Regions from separate parts of the Homo sapiens genome. Here region 2 is linked to region 1. The links are chromatin loops, found by intact Hi-C in ENCODE. Cell type or tissue: endothelial cell of umbilical vein. All regions are shown on one strand.

Region 1 (8,000 bases):
GGGGCTGAAAATTAAACCTATCTTTTAGGGTTATCTTGAGGACTAAAGAAGATAATATATTTAAAAGTGCTAACAAAGTGCCTGGCCCCTAAGAAGAGCCCGCATCATGTTAGATATTGCATTGTTTTATTCTCATCGCATAATCATTCAGCCAATTTTGACAGAAATCTCATACACAGAAATCAGTCTGTCCTATTCTGAAATGTAAAATAACTGTATCTCCTTAAAACATAATTATTTTCATTCTTTAAAAAAATAAAATGCAGGCCAAGCATGGTGGTCCATGCCTGTAATCCCAGCATTTGTGGGAGGCCAGGTGGGCGGATTGCTTGAGCTCAGGAGTTTGAGCAATATGGCAAAACCTCATCTCTATAAGAATAAATAAAAAAATAAATAAATAAATACCAAAAACAATTACCCAAGCATGGTGGTGTGTGCCTGTAGTCCTAGCTACTTGGGAAGCTGAGGTGAGAGGATTGCTTGAGCTCAGGAGGTTGAGGCTACACTGAGCTATGATTGTGCCACTGCACTCCAGCCTGGGTGACAGAGCAAGACTCTGTCTCAAAAATAAAAGTAAAAAGCAAAATGCAAAACCCTATAACCTATAACCCCAGCTCGCCTCTTCCTCTTACAGGAGCCAAACTTCTTAGAAATGTGACCTGGCTGCATATCTTTAGTTCATCATCCCTCATCCATTCCTCAACCTACCAAAAAAACCGGCATCTACTCCATTGCAGATCTCTCCTATAAAGGCAAATGTTATCCGGTATATTGCCGAGTGTTACATCCAGTCATCGCTTCCAGCTCTGATATTCCTGACCTTTCTGCAGCGCCTGACTTAACTCTCTTGGATCTCTTCTGCTCGGTGTCCCTCACGATCATCTTCCTTAGCCTTCCTTTTAAGTGCTAGCATTCCCAGAATTTCACACCTGGCATTTTTTTAGGTACACATCATGGAATCACTACCACTGCTTGCTGAGAACTCCTAGGCATATATATATATATATATATATATATATATATATATATATATATATATATATATACACATACATATACACATACATATATATACACACACACACATATATATATATATATATATATATATGAGAGTTCTGTCTCTCTCTCTCTCTCTCTCTCTCTCTCTCTCTCTCTCTCCTTATCCCATTCCCCATTCTGGAACCTCCTAGTATGTTTTCAATAAATTCTCTCAACCAACCTAGCAACAATGAGGTATCAGGTAGCATGCTAGGCACGAGGCTTACAATAAAATGTATTTAATCAAAGACCCAAAAGGCTTTAAGAGTCTTTGAAATAGAATCTTATTATTCTGTTTTCAGGCATTTCCTTCATTTTCTTTTTCATTCATGCATGACATGATTTTTCTTTGTTGGCTGCCATTGCCAGACACCCTGATATACTAGGTATTCAACATCTGGGAAAACAGGATAGAAATGAGTTTTTCTTTGCTCAGTTTTGTTTTAATGGTTGTTTCATTGTTTGAAGTTGAAATATAAATTGGGAAGTATGTTGAATTCATGTTGTAAATTTTGAATTTGATGTAATGTTGGGCCATGTTGGTGAAGAGGTTCTACAGGAAGTTGTAAATGACTCTCTGGAGTCTACATGTGATATCAAAATTGGAGGGATATCTTTGGAAATAAGCAACCTAGAAGCAGTATCTAAATCCACATTCTTCAAGCTTTAACTCAAATCCCAGCCACACTCACAGAATCCCCAGGGTTTTTTTAGTGGAAGAACTTTAATTTCTCTGATTCAAACTTCCTTAACTCCAGAATTTTTTATTTTAGTTCTCTTTTCTTTTTAATCTTTTGTAATAGTCCATTCTCATGCTGCTAATAAAGATATACCTGAGGCCGGGCACAGTGGGTCACGCCTGTAATCCCAGCACTTTGGGAGGCTGAGGCGGGTGGATCACAAAGTCAAGAGATTGAGGCCATCCTAGCCAGCATGGTGAAACCCCGTTCCTACTAAAAATACAAAAATTAGCTGGACATGGTGGTGTGTCCCTGTAGTCCCAGCTACTCGAGAGGCAGAGGCAGGAGAATTGCTTGAACCCGGGAGGTGGAGGTCACAGTGAGCCGAGATCGCGCTGCTGCACTCCAGCCTGGTGACAGGGTGAGACTCCAAAAATAAATAAATAAATAAATAAATAAAAAGATATACCTGAGACTGGGTAATTTATAAAGGAAAGAGGTTTGATTGACTCACAGTTCAACATTTCTGGGGGAGGCCTCGGGAAACTTACAATCATGGCAGAAGGGGAAGCAGGCATATCCTTCATCACATGGTGGTAGGAAGGAGAAGTGCAAAGGAAAAGGGGAAAAGCCCCTTATAAAACCATCAGATTGTGTGAGAGCTCACTCATCATCACGAGAACAGCATGGAGATAACCATCCCCATGATTCAGTTACCCCCACCAGGTCCCTCCTACTGCACGTGGGGATTATGGGAACTACAATTCAAGATGAGATTTGTGTGGGGACACAGCCAAACCATATCATCATTATTCATTCATCTTATATTTGTGGAGAGCAGACTAACAGACAAACAGTGTCCTAGTCACTGCAGATAATATAGTGACCAAAATAAATGCAGTTCTTCCCTTCTGAAACTTTGGTCTAATTGGGAAGTGAGTTGTCAACTAAATAATAATGCAATAATTAGAAGTTAAAAATGTCTGATTAAAAGAAGGCCATAACCTATTCTGGGCTCCTGGAAGCCTCCTTGAAGAAGGGACATTTACCATGAGCCTGAGGAATGGTTGGTAGTTAGCCATGTGTGGAAAAGAAAGGCCTTCTAGCCAGTGAGAAGGTCTTGTGAAAAGATCCTAAGGCAAAGAAAGACTATGGCATTTTTTTTGAGGAAGAAAGGAAAGACCTGGGTAACTGGATCATAGTTGACAACAAGGAGAACAATAGCAGATGAGGAGGGAGACAGAGGCAGGGGTAAGTGATGGTTGAGTTAACGTAATAAACAGCACTCCAACCTCAGTTTGACCACTTTCAGACGTGAGAACTGCCTGCAGGCAGCACATCCCAATAGAGTGACAATGAGAATTTAAATGTCCTTTATTATGTTGTGCCAAATTCGACTCCTTAAGCCTGACATATAATAAACTGTAGCTATTTAAACTATACAACTTAATAAGTTTTGGAACATGTATATACCTGTGACACCATTACCATTGCAAGTTTATGAAAAATGTTCATTGTCCCTGGAAATTTCCTTGTGTTCTTTGCAGTCCATTCCTCCCCACCACCCCCATCTCCAGACGGCTACTGATCCATCATGCCTCAAACAGTGCCTGGCACATAAAATAAATATTTGTTGACTCAAAGAAAAGTGAATTTGTTTGGAGAATTATCTCTTGGTTTGACACTTGGTTGACTGCTCTGTCTTTTCTAGGTATGCAGTGCCATTCAGAATCAGGATTTCACTGTGATCGAAGACTACTGCACTGGCCTCAAAGCCCTGCTTTATCTGAAAAGCATTGAAGAACTACAAGACTGGGATGGACAGAGTCCAGCTACTGTGAGTCACCAGAAAGGGAAACCAGTTCCACGTATAGCTGAACTCATGGACAAGGTATGTGCTTAAATCTCCTGTGTTATTCTTGAGAACTCAGCCTTGGTTTCTATTTCAGATCTTATTTACCATCTCACATTCTCACTAACAAAGGAAACACAGTGCCTCCTGGATGTGATTTCTTCAGTGGACTCTTTCTGAAGGAGACTTGATTACAGCCATATGATGGGTCTGTGAGTTACCTTTTTATAAACCAATACAACACAAGATTATATAAAAGGAAAAGACCGATGTTTGCAGTGTAAAGTGCCTCCAAATTCTTGCTTACTGTGGTGATGACTGGCATTCTTCCCAGTGGGAGTCTGGAGATTTCTTTATGCTTTCTGGAAATTATAACATTACCTTTCTATTTTCAAGACAATCAAATCACTGTAGTCTTGAATAATATAAGGAAGTTTTTAAAATTAAAATCTAATCAGTATCTTTTGTAACTGCTTCTGCTGTGTGGTTAAACCCGGTCTCAAACGGTTATGGTCCCAGCTTTCTCACTAACTGCTATTTTCCAAGAAATATACACTACATTTACGTTTTCTATAATACAGTGATTTTAGCAACACTGCTAAAACAACATTCAGCATTTTGCCTTTGTATTTCCTTTGTATTATTCTAAATAGATAACCATTGTCAGAAGACATTTCTTGAGCCCTCAATGAGGGGAGGAAAAAATTATAATTCTTAGTCTTTTCAGCTTGTCACTACATCAATAATTAACTTTAAAAAAAAGAGAGGCAGTATAAAAAGATTCTTTAAGGAAGCATTTAATAATTCAAATGAATCTTAACTTGAAGCAGGTCACATGAAAAAGAATGGAAAACAAAAGCCCTGGGTACTCTGCCTTGGATGACTGGGTTAGGGACTCAGAAAGAATAAGAGAAACATCATATAATTGACTTATATTTGGCTAGTTTTAGTAGAAAATATCACTGTCCCTCTCCTAATAGATAGCCAAAAAAAACCCTTCTTCAAGAGTAATGTGTATGGTTGCAAGTCCAGTAATGAAAAAAGAAAAGGAGGAAAGAAATAAAATCTTACAATGTGGGTTCCAGGAAAATGTCATGATGAATGACTCCATGAGTGGCAATCAAACAGAAAGACTGTGACATTAATATTTATAATATTGTAATTAGCAAGATAATGCCTAAGCAGCATTATTAGTGTAACTAATCATATTATCATAAACTGACTCTGCAGTATTTAGACAGTGAGTGTTCTTGCCTTTATCAATGACTATCAATATCCTAAGGTTGCTTATAACTAAAAAAAATTCACAAATGACTTTACAATCATTCGATGTAAATATCTCAAGGAAATTGTCTCTGACATGATAGTTTATGACCATCTATAAAATCATTGTCTCAAATTTGGGTGGTTGCCATGTGAGCGGAAATGGAAGTAGCTGCATTGCACTGTCATGTTTTGTCTTTAAAGGATTTTCACACTCGTTTCAAAACTTACATATTCAAATAAAAGATGGGTAATGATGAAGACAACTTGTGTCAATGACATAAATGGAAACTGATTTGGTAATAGTTTGAATCAAGATTCAGACTTTATTTTGTTAAGCTCAGCTTTCATCAAAATCGTAAGTGTAATTTTCAGCATTATCATTCGTTTAAAAAAAGGAAGATTTTTCTATGTGATTATATTAGTGATTCATTTCTCAACACTAACTTGAGGAATAAGCAGATGGTCTGGTAATAGATTTGTGCTTCTGGATTCTCCTGTGCAGGCTGACATGACTAAAACAATAGGTGATTATCCCTTTAGATTTATATCCCCAGTAGTGAATCAAAGTACTCTGGATCTAGGGTACAGGTGATTTCCTAATCGTTCTTTTTTTTGGTCCTATAATTTTTTTATTTTTCTTTTTATTATGTTTATATTTTTTATTATACTTTAAGTTCTAGGGTACATGTGCATCATTCTCAGCAAACTAATCATTCTTTCTTAATGTTGCTGCTGCTTTTGTGTGTGTGTGTGTTTGTATGTACGTGTGTATGTGTGTGTATGTGTGTGTGTGTCTTTGCATATAACTCACATTGTCCTATCATTAGCCAAAGAATAGTATGCTGGTCCTCACAGTGTCCGCATACTATAGGAAGATGAGAGAAAATGTAGACCCTTTGTAGAAAGACACTCTAGAAGTATCTGGCTTCTTTACACAGGAAAATTTTGTTTGGAAAGTACAATGGCTACTCTGATATTCACTCATAGGTCAGGCTAGAATAAACCAGAATAGATATTTAGAAGAAACCCATTACAGTGCAGTGTTTGACAATGGAGAGAAAATGAGACTTGGGCTATGGAAACAAGGATTTGGCCAAGTATGTCATGTTATCTTTCAAGTAATTAGCATATTAATATACTTTCCTTATGCTTACCTTACTTATTAACTGATCAAACTGCCTAACCAGCATTTCTTCAGGTGGCTGTTGAAGGGCAGGTAGTTGGGTGTTAGTACACTTACTGTGCAAGCCATTAAAATCTGTGCCTGCAAGAAGAGCAAATTCCTGAGAAGAACAGTCATCAGCTTTGGCACAACACAGAGCTGTTGATGTCAAACTCTTGGTGCTTAAAAACCATGCAGCATGCTTGTGAGAAATGTAGGTTCCCAGGCCCCACTAGCATTGATCCTGAGTCAGTGGGTAAGAGGTGTGTTGAGAATCTGCATTTTAACATCATAATTCTCATGGAGGGATCCAAAAATCTGCATTGCCAAAAGGGACAAAAAAGAGAATAGCAATAGAACAGTGAGAGATTGAGAAGTCAGCAATGAGCAGAACACAAGCTTCTCTTGATGGAGAAAGTAAACAATAAATAATTTTGAGCTGAAAAAGAAGTGAAATAAAAGAGGCAGGAGAGGAATGCCAGAGAAGCATCACATTAGGTTCCAAATGGCCAGAGGTTGGAAATACCCAATGAAGAAACTGCATGTAGGACAGCAGTTATTAGCAAATAGTAAGACTGCTGGATTTATGTGAAGCTTCCTTGTTAGCTAGACAACTTGGGCAAGTTACTTAATCTCTGTAAACCTTTTTATAAAACTGTACAATGAAAATAATTACAATACAGTTCCATAATCCCTCATTAACAATTCTGAAATCCAAAACATACTGAAACCAAATGGTTTTACATAATTCATTCAGCAGAAAACCTGGCCTGAACTGATGTGAGACTTGCTATAATCTTTATTCCTCTCAGAGAACATCAGATTAACGTGTTTGATTCCAGGTTGCTACCCCACACCTTGCTGGGGCTGGAGAGGGAGTGTTTATTAAAATTAGGTGTATGTACCATTTTACATTTCTAAAATCCAAAAGATATTTCTAAATCCATACATCTGGCTCCAAAGGTTTTAACTATGGGCTTGTGAAGATTACCAAAATGAAAATATAATTGCAAATATAACTTCATCCAGAAATTCATCTATAGAGTTGGAGGCAATGTATATATTTTAGTGATTTCAGAAAAGAAAACATTACTATTTGGCACTTTTAATTATGGGAAATAAGAGTTATGTTGACATTCTTCGTTAAGAAACATGAAAGAAATTGGACAGTCCGATATTTGAACAACAAATTTTGCAACTGGAAAAGCATGAAAGAAAATGTCTTCACTTTTTGGTGCTTGGGATGAGAACAGGACTCCTAAATACCAGTCATGAAAGAAAAACAGTAGAGGCCAAAAACTAATGATCACTTGGGATCTGCATGCATTTCCACATGCTGTTCCCGACATCTGGAATGGCCTTCCAGTTCTCAAGCATCACTTTTTGAGCTATTCCCTGACCTTTGCTATAGAATTAATGTCTCCTTCCTTTTTGAACCTTGGCTGTAACCAGTATCACATCGCAGTTGTATTTTTGTAAGTCTGCTTCCTTTACTAGAAAATAACCTCACTTTTCTTACCCATCTTTGTATCTAAGTTCTCTAGACATGCACTGAACATGGTAATGCCTTAATAAATGTTGACTGAAGAAGTGAACTGATGACTAAATGAATGTTGAAAGAAAAAAGCTTATTGGTAACATTAAGAATTAGTAATCACTTGACTTACCAAGCCATTACTTTTTCCATTACATCAGAAAAGAAAAGAATATGTAAAGAAATAACCTTTGAACTTAAAGTTCCTTTTTATGTGTGAATTGAGTTTGGTAAAAATAACATGGAAAAAGCCAGAATAGAAGGAGTGAGATAGACAGGTGAGCAACCTTTATGCCTTCTTGACTTGGCAAAATATGCCTAGATTATAAGCTTCTTGACGGCCTAGAACACAGACTGTGTGCCAGTGCCTAATGCAATGTCTACCATGTAGGAGTAATGGCATGGTAGCTGAATTGAACATACTGATCAATCATTAATATATTTTTAGAATCTATCTTAAATGTC
Region 2 (8,000 bases), 330 kb before region 1:
GAAATAGAAGTATGGAAAAAGAATACATCAGAAAGAGAAAATAGCAAGTGTAAATGTCCAGTTAAAGGCAGAGTTTGGTAGAAGGCACATGTGACTATGATGTGTATATTTATAGAGATTGGCATAAGGTAAGTTTGGATAGGCAGACAGGACCATATCATGAAAGAGCTTGTAGGCTATCATGAAAAGTTGAATATTAACAAAATCCAATGAAAAACTAATGAAAAGTTTAAGCAGGTGCATAACACAATCAAATTTCTGTTTTAAAAACCCTACTCTGGTACAGAGTAAAGAACAGATTTGAGTAGGAGGCAAGGAGAATGCAGAAGTCAGTAAGAAAAAGTCTCAGTAAGAGATAATAGTGGCAAAGAGAATGGAGTCAAAAATAATTAGATTTGCTGTAGAATAGAAATGGGATTTGAGAGAGAAGAAATATCAAAAATAATACAATTAACAGGTTTTAACAAGCTTGATGGATGGTAGTGTCATAAAGTAAATGGGGGAAAACTGGGGAGGAATAGTTATTTTTTGTTGAAGGAGGAGGAGTTTTTGCATGTTACTACATTAAGTTGCTAAAGAGCTGATAATTGGGGGTAGAGGTAGAGTTTAGATGGAGAAAGATGGGACATGGATTTGAATTAATATCATTTAATTTTCAGAGTCCAGATATGCTGACCATTATGCCATGGAGCCAATTAATATTATTTAATTTTCTAGTCTTATTTTATGCTCAGATTACAAGTATAGAAGAATGTGAACACAGTCTTTTAAAGAAATGCGTAAAATGGAATCATTATTTTGTAGAAACTTCTGAAGCCTCAAATCAGAAAAGATTTTATATCAGAAGGAAATTTTATTATGAATAATAATTTCTCAAAATGGAGAATGAAATCTGTTTTTATATTATAATTGTAATCACTGGAGCTAGGCCTTTCCATCATGGAAACAGCTAATCCAAATTAATTTTTACCCTGTAAGATTTTTCCCTCAATAGATATTTCTTCAAAGAGCGAAGGAACTGATCTTGAGTTAATTATTAATGCATTAATCCAGTCTGTGAATTAATCTAGCCACAAGCAGCTATGCAATGTTATTTATTCTTTTCCTTAAAATAATTTCAGAATGGATGTTTCTATAGCAGCTGTACTCCAAGATAGGGCCCGTTGTAGCATATCACAATGAAATATAAACAAAATGACTAAGTGAAAGCTGTTTGATTATTTTGAATTGCATGGAACATAGTGATGGTGATTTCTTCTTCAATCAAATATAACAAACACTACCACTAGTATTGCTTTTAGTAGTGCTTTTCTCTTCCTTTTTTTTTTTTTTTTTTTCCAAATTTCATTCTAGCAAAGCAAATCAGGAGAAAATGCCACTGGGATGTATACTTACCATGTGAGTTACTTTTTCCCAACAACATAATCATTACACATCCAAATGTCTCTGCTATAATTCCATGACCCCACGAGGTATAACAGAGGAAACCAGTGGTAAAGAGTAATAATTTAATAATAAAATAATGGGTTATTATAGTTTGACTGTATTTTTATTTCTATTCTTTAATGGCATTATGATTGTCTTAATGATATTTGAATAGGGTATGGTTTTTATTTTTGATAAGATTTTTCAATGTGTGTGTATATGTACTCTGTGTGTTCAATCAAACCATCATGAATAACTTTTTAGGTTAGTTTCTTGTTTTGAGGACATTAATAATTTAGAAAATTCATGTTTATGTAAGATGGGGGCAGCAGCTGGGCATGGTGGCTCACGCCTGTAATCCCAGCACTTTGGGAGGCCAAGGCAGGCAGATCACGAGGTCAGGAAATCAAGACCATCCTGGCCAACATGGTGAAACCCTGTCTCTACAAAAAATACAAAAATTAGCTGGGCGTGGTGGCAGGCGCCTGTGGTCCCAGCTACTCGAGAGGCTGAGACAGGAAAATGGCGTGAACCCGGGAGGTAGATCTTGCAGTGAGCCGAGATCACGCCACTGCACTCCAGCCTGGGCGACAGAGCAACACACCGTCTCAAAAAAAAAGAAAAAAAAAAAAGGTTGGGGGCAGTTTGATATAATGTAGTTTGTGTAAACTTTCAATTCAGGTCTTGCTCTACCACTTATTAATCTTTGGACAAGCAGTTTACTTTCTTTGGGCCTCACTTTCCTCATCTTCAATAGGAGAATAATGCATACCTTAAAAATCGTGATTAAAAAATACTTATCACTGGATCTGGTATAAATATTACTTGCAAATGGACAACTGTCTTGTTGATTTTAAGAATAAAATAGAAAAACATTTTAACTGTCCTATTTTTACAGTAGACCTTAACATTTGGACAATGTGTTGATGCTTGTCAGAGCTGACACTTTATTAGCAGATGAGAGGTCCACATGAGCACCTTTTAGACTATCTTCCGAACTTAAACGGTCTGTTCTCTTGAACAGACCCCCAGTAGCCACGTAGTTGAATAAAATAGACACCTAACACAATATTGGCCAAGCCTGAATCTCTTACTTGATAATTAGGAACTAGGAAAAGAACTCATGTTACTGGAGAAGTGACCTCATCCTTGAATGCTCTGTGTAATTTCTTGGAGGGATTTTTAAAATATTTTTAAAAATACTATTATTTGAGTCCCCCTCCAAGGGATTCTGATATAATTAGTAGGAAGGTACCTGGCCTGGACATCATAATTTTTAAAACTCTCTACGTGTTTCTGGTAAGTAGAGTAAAAAATTACTGGTCTAGACCTACACAATATTAATCATTCTGGATAAAGAAGTAGAGAAAGCCAATTGGAAGAGGGAGAAGAATAAAGTAGCTGTACATAGAAAGAAAGAGGACAAAGCACGAAAAATCTTCTTACTTTCCTCGAGAATTCCCAGCTCTTCCTGGAGGCCTGGCTGCATTTCTGCATGAGTTTCATGAGATCTTCCTGTAACTCATGATAAGTATCTGAGGCCAATTCATTACTTCCCACCAAAGGAGTTCATTCTAAATTGGAAGTCAGAATTCCAGTAGGGAGAAAAATGCTCTATTTTAGGCAAGACCTTGGCAAAAGTGTGATGTTGGTGAATCTTTGTGTCATTTAATGTGACTGAATTATAGAAACACACACACACACACACACACACACACACACACACACTCTTAATTACCCAGGGCAATTACTTACTCTTCCCACTAGATAGCTCTTGGAGAGACTGGCCTAAAACACACACACACACACACGCGCGCGCGCACACACACACACACGCACACTCTTAATTACCCAGGGCAATTACTTACTCTTCCCACTAGATGCTCTTGGAGAGACTGGCCTAAAACACACACACACTCTCTCTCTCTCTCTCTCTCTCTCTCTCTCTAATTACCCAGGGCAATTACTTACTCTTCCCACTAGATGGCTCTTGGAGAGACTGGCCTAAAATCAGCAATCTTCCAGAGCTTCAATGCCACTCTATGTTAGAATCATAGAATAATGGGCTTTTATAGATTTGGAATAAAGCTAATGATTATTTCATCTAAACTGATTATCACCTTACTGGAAACTAATTTGAAAAAGACACTAAGTACCCAAGGTCACTAGTCTAATACATTCAGTAAATATGTTGAGTATCTCTCTGCCAAGTCTTATGCTAGGTGCTGAAATTAAATCAAGCGGGAGATAGCATATATGTAAGCAAATAAGTACAGAGTACGATTAGGAAGCAGCTTTGCTTGTGGGAAGCTGAGGAGGTTTTTTTTTCTTTCTTTCTTTTCTGTTTTCATCAGCTATACTGCAATATAATTTGTATATAATAACATTTGCCAATTTCCATTATACCATTTGATGAGTTTTGACTGATGTATGGAGTCATGCAACCATCACCACAATCACTCACCATAAATGTTGAGTAGGAATCATCAGCCTACTGTGATTCCTGTGCTGCGAAAGACTGAGACATGAAGCAAAGGGATGAGTTAAGAGGTTATTGTGGTAAATTCAGTGAGAGATAACCATGCTTAGACCAGGAGGTAGTAGTGGAGATGAGAAACGTAATATATTTGGAAAAAGGGACAATAGATTTTTCTGACAGACTGGCTGTAAGGTGTAAAAGAAAAGGCACAAATGATTGTAAGGTTTTTGGCCAAAGGTATTGGAAGGATACAGTTGCCATTCATTGAAATGGGCAAGGCTGTAGAAGAAGCAGGTTTGATGGCAGAAAATTTGCGTCAGGGGTTTTCAGTTTAAAATGCCTAATAAATATTCAAGTGTAATAAGTTTAAAATACAAATCAGAAATATCCAACTGATTGCAACAATCTAATCAGAGGAGAGGTCTGAGTTAGGGATAGAAATTTGGGGGTGTAAATTATATCCTGAATAAACTGTAATGTGTCCATCAAGAAGGATAACATCCTAGGGGTGTTTGATGATGGATACAGACTGTTTTCAAAAAAAGAAAGAAAGAAGAGATGATTAGCACACAATGTCCAGAGGTGAGGCTTCCTGGATGCTCAGTAACTGAAACATCCAGAAATATTCTTGGGTTATATATCGGTAAGTTATCTTGGCCTCAGAACTTTGTGGGAATATATCTTAGACCATGACTAGTTCTGATTTTTGAATAGGCCTTTTCTGAGTTCGTTGTTCTACACTTTACCACAAGCCCCTTGTGGAAAATGTGCCCAGCCAAGACTTCAGAGTTTATGGCGATAATAATCACAAAGTCATGGAATTAGGGCTTGGAAAATATCCTAAAGTTTATCTAGCTCCAACTTCACACCCATGGCATGACTAATAGATAATCTGAGTCATATCCAATGGAAATGAGCTCACATCTCCCAGGACAGACCCTACCCCTAATGGACAACTCTATTTCAAAATTCTTTCTTATGTGAAATACAAACATAACTCGCTGTAGTTAATTTTCTTTTCTGCATCTAAGGGACCCCAATGACTATATTCCTGCAGTTTGTGAGTTTCAACTTGACCATAAGTTTCTTGGGTTTCTCCCCGTTACAGAGCCTGTTACACAGTTTAGGTTTTAAAACTTCAACCCTTGGCCTTCATGACACCTTTGCGGTATCTTCTGTCAAGAGGCTTACTAGACTTTTTTTTTTTAGTTTAAAATAATTATTCATGGTTAAATTGTGATAAAACATACATAATATAAAATTTACCATCTTAGACATCTTTAAGTGTACAGTTCCAGTGGCATTAAGCACATACATCATGTTTCTCCAGAACTTTTTTACCTTGCAAAACTAAAACACTATACGCATTAAATGATAGTTTATCATTTCCCCCTCTGTCTCCCTTTTTTACACATAAGGAGGATTTTTAGTGGAGAGGACAACAGGACTGACTTTTGAAGGCTTAGTTGGAATTTTCAAAGCATTAACACCGGCAGGAAAGAACATTCTAAGCAAAAACAAAAAACGAAAGGCAAAATGCAAAGATGCATTAATGATATTGTTTTATTTGAGAAATTATAACTAGTTCAATAAGTGGAAGCAAAAAATATTTTGAAGGAGGGATAGGAGATGAGATTAGAAAGGGCGGGGAGGGAGAAGGGCCCAGATCACAATTGGGATTATATAATGCTGAGGTTCTGCTTTATTCTGTATGTAGTAAAGAAGCTTGAAGGAACTTGCAGATGACAATGAAATGAAAAAAATTAAGTGTAATGCATATATATTTGGGGCTCCTGATGGTCTATACTTGTCATGGAGTTAATTTTTAGAAATTTTATTGTAAGTGAATAAAACCTTTACTCAGTCTCCCCCCAAAAATTCTAAGGGTGAAGAAAGCAAACTTTAAAAAAATAGTCTTTAAACATCCTTGTTATTTTCAATTTTTCTTATGTCTAGGAAGGACTTCTAAAAAGGAAAGGTTGCTCTTTATCTTTACACTCTAAAACTTGGACATTTAGCTTTTCCTTAATCTCCATTTTTACCATTCTCATCTCAGTTCTTTAGGACTTCAGCTTCTTTTCCTTTTGTAGTTTTCTTTAGTTTTCATTGAGTGTATTTTGAACAATCAAAGAGGTCATGGTGATGTCCAGGTTATAAAATGATTCTTGCTTTACAATGGGAAGGGAGGGAGGGAAATGGCAAAAATTCGAGTTCTCATTTTTAACCTTTTCAACTATGTTAGCGGATTCCTCAATTTCATAGCATATAGGTAAATGAGATATCTGACAAAGGATAACTAGAATACTAAAAGCATTTTGTATTAAAAATAATTATTAAAGATAAAAATGTTTAGCCTAGAGAAAAAAAGGAGATGTAGGAAGTATATGTTAGTTCTGCAAAATATACTTGAGGAATGCCATGTGAAAAGGTGATTTTATTTATATCTCTACAGAGGAAAGAATTGCCTTCAAGAATAAGTATTTTATATAGATGGATTTTTTTTTTTTTTTGAGACAGAGTCTCACTTGTTGCCCAGGCTGGAGAGCAGTGGCGTGATCTTGGCACAATGCAAGATCCACCTTCCGGGTTCACGCCATTCTCCTGCCTCAGCCTCCCAAGTAGCTGGGACTACAGGTGCCCGCCACTATGCCCAGCTAATTTTTTGTATTTTTAGTAGAGACGGGGTTTCACCATAGCCAGGATGGTCTCGATCTACTGACCTCATGATCCACGCACCTCAGCCTCCCAAAGTGCTGGGATTACAGGTGTGAGCCACCACGCCCGACATACATGCATATTTTTAATTGCAATGGAGATAATAATTTGGTTAAGATATGTTTGGTCACTGTCCTCAAGGAGCTTGTTTTTGAAGAGAAAATTAACATGTACAGCCGACTATGATGACAGCTGAGTAGCAGCATATTTTAAACTGTGGAATAGCCACATAAATATCTTCTTTTGAGAAGTGTCTGTTCATACCCTTCATCTACTTTTTGATGGGGTTGTTTGTTTGTTTTCTTGTAAGTTTGTTTAAGTTCTTTGTAGATTCTGGATATTAGCCCTTTGTCAGATGGATAGACTACAGAAATCTTCTCCTGTTCTGTAGGTTGCCTGTTCACTCTGATGATAGTTTCTTTTGATGTGCAGAAGCTCTTTAGTTTAGTTAGATCCCATTTGTCAATTTTGGCTTTTGTTGCCATTGCTCTTGGTGTTTTAGTCATGAAGTCTGCCCATGCCTATGTCCTGAGGTATTTGACTAGGTTTTCTTCTAGGGTTTTTATGGTTTTAGGTCTTACATTTAAGTCTTTAATCCATCTTGAGTTATTTTTTGTATAAGGTGTAAGGAAGGGGTCCAGTTTCAGTTTTCGGCATATGGCTAGCCAGTTTTACCAACACCATTTATTAAATAGGGAATCCTTTCCCCATTTCTTGTTTTTGTCAGGTTTGTCAAAGATCAGATATTTGTAGATGTGTGATATTATTTCTGAGGGTTCTGTTCTGTTCCATTGGTCTATGTCTCTGTTTTGGTACCAGTACCATGCTGTTTTGGTTACTGTAGCCTTGTAGTATAGTTTGAAGTTAGATAGAGTGATGCCTCCAGCTTTGTTCTTTTTGCTTAGGATTGTGTTGGTTATACAGGCTCTTTTTTGGTTCCATATGAAATTTAAAGTACTTTTTTCTAATTCTCTGAAGAAAGTCACTGGTAGCTTGATTGGGATAGCATTGAATCTGTAAATTACTTTAGGCAGTATGGCCATTTTCATGATATTGATTCTTCCTATCCGTGGAAATGTTTTTCCATTTGTTTGTGTCCTCTCTTATTTCCTTGAGCAGTGGTTTGTAGTTCTCCTTGAAGAAGTCCTTCACATTCCTTGTAAGTTGTATTTCTTGGTATTTTATTCTCTTTGTAGCAATTGTGAATAGGAGTTCACTCATGACTTGGCTCTCTGTTTGAAGACATTTGTGCAGCCAACAAACATGTGAAAAAAAGGTCATCATCACTGGTCATTAGAGAAATGCAAATCAAAACCACAATGAGATACCATCTCACGCCAGTTAGCATGGCGATAACTTAAAAGTCAGGAAACAACACATG

The links. Peaks named below come from ENCODE experiments on the same cell type or tissue, not always from the same donor. Only the 100,000 strongest peaks of a DNase experiment are listed, where the experiment ranks them.
Region 2: it touches region 1 in a loop (7-fold over the local background); 4 of 110 quality-filtered maps call a loop at or near these places.

The regions. Positions count from the first base shown.
Region 1 is chr1:97,188,681-97,196,680 of GRCh38, reverse strand. DPYD (dihydropyrimidine dehydrogenase) reads left to right here. Exons shown (of 23, transcript NM_000110.4): 20 at 3,433-3,612. All of the region lies in intron 1 of DPYD-AS1 (DPYD antisense RNA 1), which reads right to left. Among named protein-coding and RNA genes, the nearest start is that of DPYD-AS1, 97 kb to the right of the region's middle. In endothelial cell of umbilical vein, no CTCF peak of the experiment used is centred here; a DNase peak (open chromatin) is centred at 3,590; H3K27ac peaks cover 1,416 bases.
Region 2 is chr1:97,521,132-97,529,131 of GRCh38, reverse strand. All of the region lies in intron 12 of DPYD (dihydropyrimidine dehydrogenase), which reads left to right. Among named protein-coding and RNA genes, the nearest start is that of DPYD-AS2, 270 kb to the left of the region's middle. In endothelial cell of umbilical vein, a CTCF peak has its summit at 3,355; no DNase peak of the experiment used is centred here.